Linked DNA regions of Homo sapiens: region 1 is linked to region 2. Evidence: chromatin loops called from intact Hi-C (ENCODE). Cell type or tissue: adrenal gland. All regions are shown on one strand.

Evidence for each region. A loop is a pair of places that touch in the nucleus more often than their neighbours do. Peaks named below come from ENCODE experiments on the same cell type or tissue, not always from the same donor. Only the 100,000 strongest peaks of a DNase experiment are listed, where the experiment ranks them.
Region 1: a loop joins it to region 2, with 9 times the contacts of the local background. A loop is called at or near these places in 25 of 110 quality-filtered maps.

Annotation. Positions count from the first base shown.
Region 1 is chr12:114,636,109-114,638,608 of GRCh38, reverse strand. No RefSeq gene overlaps it. Among named protein-coding and RNA genes, the nearest start is that of TBX3-AS1, 45 kb to the left of the region's middle. In adrenal gland, a CTCF peak has its summit at 1,294 (motif pointing right); no DNase peak of the experiment used is centred here; H3K27ac peaks cover 382 bases.
Region 2 is chr12:113,979,579-113,982,078 of GRCh38, reverse strand. No RefSeq gene overlaps it. Among named protein-coding and RNA genes, the nearest start is that of RBM19, 15 kb to the right of the region's middle. In adrenal gland, a CTCF peak has its summit at 1,385 (motif pointing left); no DNase peak of the experiment used is centred here; H3K27me3 peaks cover 800 bases.

The DNA of each region.
Region 1 (2,500 bases), 660 kb before region 2:
CGCCACTGCACTCCAGCCTGGTGACAGAGTGAGATCCCGCCTAAAAAAAAAACACACACACACACAAAACAAAGAACAAACAAACAAAACACAAAAAATACACCAAAACTCAAAACGCCATTCCAATTTCCTTTTCTTTTTCTCCCCCTCTTCTACTTAGTAACCTATAATGGCCACCCACAATCTCCAGCTGGGAGTCCACTTTCCTCACCTCTAAAATGAGATTATAGTCAGAAGTTTCGATGAGGATGAAGTGATAAAATATATTTAAAGCTCAGTGTGTTGCACATAGGTTTTTTGTTGTTGTTTGTTTGTGTGTTTTTTGAGATGAAGTCTCTGTAGCCCAGGCAGGAGTGCAGTGGCATGGTCTCGGCTCACTGAGACCTCTGCCACTCAGGTTCAAGTGATTCTCCTGCCTCAGCCTCCAGAGTAGCTGGGACTACAGGCGCACGCCAACACGCCCGGCTCATTTTTGTATTTTTGGTAGAGATGGGGTTTCACCATGTTGGCCAGGCTTGTCTCGAACTCCTGACCTCAGTTGATCTACCTGCCTTGGCCTCCCAAAGTGCTGGGATTACAGGCATAAGTCACTGCACCCGGCCAAGTTGCACACAGTTTCTGCACAAAATGAAGGTATTATGACTCTTCATTTGTTGTTGTTGTTAGAGAATAAGTGACATGTCCAACTAGTTAGAGAGCTAGCATTACCTCGATCAGCCTGGTAAGATTTGCAGGCCTGCAGCTCTCTCTCCCCTTTGCCAATTTCTTCCCTTCCTTCCTTCCTTCCTTCCTTCCTTCCTTCCTTCCTTCTTTCCTTCCTTCCCTCCTTCCTTCCTTCCTCTCTTTCTCTTGCTTGCTTGCTTTTTCTGAGACAGACTCTTGCTCTGTCGCCCAGGCTGGAGTGCAATGGCATGATCTCGGCTCACTGCAACCTCCACCTCCCAGGTTCAAGCGATTCTCCTGCCTCAGCCTCCCGATTAGCTGGGATTACAGGTGCCCACCACCACATCCGACTAACTTTTTTGTATTTTTAGTAGAGACGGGGTTTCACCGTGTTGGTCAGGCTGGTCTCGAACTCCTGACCTCAGGTAATCCACCCACCTCAGCCTCCCACAGTGCTGGGATTACCGGCGTCAGCCACCGCACCTGGTCTCCCTTTGTCAATTTCTAAAACACTTCTGACCCACTCAACAATGATTACATCCAGTTTCATTTAGGATTGGGAAAAGCTTTCTCTTCGAATAAGAAAAAAGGGAAGATAATCGAACAGTCACATACTCGAGTGGCCACAAGATGGCTCTCCCGGGAGGCCCGGCTTGGATTAACCCCCAGCGTTGATTCCTTAACACCATTCCTTCCCTGAGAAACAGCATCCTGTTTGGGATGCCAGACCCCCTTGGACTCTCATGGCTCCAGCCCTCAGGACTGTGAGCCCCTTGGAAAATGACCTGAGTCTGCCTTTTCTTCTGGTCCCTCTTGATTTCTTTCTGGACACACATTTTTGTGGGTGCTGCCACTCGCTATCTGGCTTGGTTGCCCTCTGGGTTTTCAGTGTGTGCATACGAACAGAGGACACCAGATAGCTAATCTTACCTCTGACCAACCCTCTCAAAGGCACAATCAAGATAGAACCCAGCACTCATCTTGCTTTGCAAACCTCAAAAGCCGGTTGAGCTGAGCTAGTGAAGACACGCCTCAGCTCTCTATTTTGGGTGTTTCCTGCATTCCAGCGGATAAGGAGACACCTCTGAGGAGCCTGAACTGCCTGCCCAGAAGGCAGAGTGGGTGAAAGTTTCAAGACAGTCTGGGCACACTCAGGGTGCAACAGTGAACACCTCTTACACAGCGCTGAGCATTTTCCAGAACTGTCTTGCTTCCTCTGTCTCTCTTGACTTTCACAGCAGCCTGCCAGGGCTGACAGGCAATGGGCCCTTTTGTCTTTTTGTTTGTTTCTTTTTATGGAGAATGAGGTCTTACTATGTTGCTGAAGCAGGACTTTAACTCCTGGGCTAAAGCTATCCTCCTGCATCTGCCTCCCTAAATGCTGGGATTACAGGTGTGAGCCACCGTGCCTGGCAATGGGCCCTTTAAATTTTTTTTTTTTTTTTTTGGAGAGACAGAGTCTCACTATGTTGCCCAAGCTGGTCTTGAACTACTGGGCTCAAGCAATCCTCCCACCTTGGCCTCCCAAAGTGCTGGGATTACAGGCATGAGCCTGGCAATGGGCCCTTTTGAATAGAGGAAGATGCTGATGTTCAGAAAGGTTAAGGAATATGCCTAAGGGCACCAAGGTCACAAACCCTAGAACTTTTTACAAGCTGATGAGTTCCAACTCCTGGTCCCCAGTCCTCTGTGTGACCCCTCCCCTTCAACTGTCCTATATTTAAAATCTTCTGCTAGAAACCAGGACTTTCAGGAAAGACCTGTTCACCTTTTGCTGGTTCTGAAGTAAACAGGTCTCAAGCTGTTCTTGGATGACGGTGAATTCAAGGACTGCAGT
Region 2 (2,500 bases):
GCAGCAGGAGGGGTAAGAAGAGGCAGTTAGAGTCCCCCCAGGCCCAGCCAGGGCTCTGCTGGTGGCTGCGTCTCTCTGTCTGCAGGTCCTCTCTAAGTAGCCCAGTAACCTCACTCCCTCTCCCTGCATCTGGGTTCCTTTCCTGTGGCTGCTGTAACAAATGACCACACATATTGAAAACAATGCAAATTTATTTTCTCACAGCCATGGAGGCTAGAAGCCTGAAATCAGTATGGCTGCGTTAAAGTTGAGGTTATCAGCAGGGCCCCTTTGACGGCTCTAGGGGAGAACCCACCCCATTCTCCCTTCCAATTTCAGGGGGCTGCCAACTTTCCTTGGCTTGTGGCCGCATTACACCAGTCTTCAAGGCTGACACCCTTAAGTTTCTCTGCATTCCATCTCCACAGTGCTTTCCTCTTTTTTTCTTTTTTTTTTTTTTTTTTTTTTGAGACAGGGTGTCACTCTGTTGCCCAGGCTGGAGTGCAATGGTACAATCTCAGCTCACTGCATCCTCCACATCCCAGGTTCTAGTAATCCTCCCACCTCAGCCTCCCAAGTAGCTGGGACTACAGGTGTGTTTCACCACACCTGGCTAATTTTTGTATTGTTTGTAGAGACTGGGTTTTACCATGTTGGCCAGGCTGGCCTCGAACTCCTGACCTCAAGCTATCTGCCCACCTTGGCCTCCCAAAGTGCTGGGATTACAAGCATGAGCAACCACACCTGGCTCCATCTCCTTCGTGTGTCAAATCTCCCTCTGCCTCCCCCTGTAAGGGTACATGTGATGGCATTTAGGGATAATCTCTCATCCCAAGAGCCTTAACTTCATCACATCTGCAAAGACCTTCCCCCTTTTTTTGAGGGAGTGCATATTTTGCAAGGGGCCATTTCTCAGCCTACCGTGACTCCCACTGTTGCAGGTTCCTGGTGCCCTATGACCTCTTGGCATTTCCTTATCCTGGCCCCACCTTCATAGAAGTAGCTGCAAAACCTCAGTGGCCTCTTCCTTGCATGGGACCCTCATGAGCTCAGTTTCCCTGCCCAGCCAGACAGCTCCTTCTTGCTGTCTGTATTGAGGCGCCTCTGCCTTAACTTCCTCCTGGTTCAAATCTATATATTTATTTATGCAGAAATATTTATTGACCAACTACAGCTGGGCGCTCTGTTGAGCAGGGTTCTTCCAGTAAAAAGGCCGAATTCTGTTTCCCCACAGGGGCAAAATCAGGAATAAGCTCCATCCATTGTGTACCAGGCCAGCTTGGGCACATGTCTCTCGCTGTTGTCAAAGTCCCAGCTCTCCTAATTCAGCCTCCTAAGGATTTTTCGCCTTGCTTCTAAGGCTCCGCACGGGCTTATCCACGATCCTTTGGCGTCCCCTGCTGGTAGCTATATAGAATTGTAGGCAGTTTTTCTAATACCCTCACAAAGATAGCTGAGTTAAGATGCCTCTCGCCTAATAAGAAAAAGAGGAAAGGAGATGAGAAGTGTGGACTGGCAATTACAAAGAATACTAGGAGGCAAAAATGTAACGCCAGAAGAGGCATAGACTCCAGCTATTCAATGCATGGCATAGTGGATACAATGCAGATTCTGAATCTCTGTTCACTGCTTCCTGGCTGAGTGAGCCCAGGTAAGTCACTTCACCTCTCTGTGCTTGAATTTCTTCATCTGTCATAATTCTACCTACATTACTGGGTTGCTGTGAGGTTGAAATGAGCTAGTCTGTTTTAACCAGTACCTGGCACAACAAAATACAATTTTGTTATTACTGCCATTGGCATTGTGCTAAGCAGCATAAATATATTCTCTCTAATCCTCACCACGACCCTGGAAGAAGGCATTACTGGTCCTGCTTTGCAAATGAGGAATGAGGTTCAGAGAGGGTGACTGACTTACCCAGGGTCACACAGCATGAAGTGTCAGAGATGGGATTTGGACTCGGGTCTCTCTACCTCCTATGTTTCTGCTCTCTCCAGGGCTCCATGTCATCATCAAGGATGAGTTACTTCATGGCTGTGACTTTCCAGGGCTCCCCTCAGCAGTAGAATGGAAGAGGACAACTGGAGAGATGGTGACGCTGCTTACTTCAAGAAAAAAGCCAAGAGGGGTAGCAGGCAGGCACAGCCCGTGGTTGAAGAGGAGGACTTTCCACTCATTTCAAAGCAGAAACTAGACTTGGACACGACCTTGGAGAAGCATAGCCCCTTCTCCTCCAAGATGGTGCCTATGAAGGTGAAGAACTTGTCCCATAATGAGTATATCAGTCATTGTGATGGCAACAATGATGATAATGATGAATTATAGGAGTATGCCTTTTTTTTTTTTTTTGAGACCGAGTTTTATTCTTGTCACCCAGGCTGGAGTGCAGTGATGCGATCTCGGCTCACATCAACCTCCACCTCCCAGGTTCAAGCCATTCTCATGCCTCAGCCTCCCAGGTATCTACAGCCATGTGCCAACACATCTGGCTAATTTTTGTATTTTTAGTAGAGACAGGATT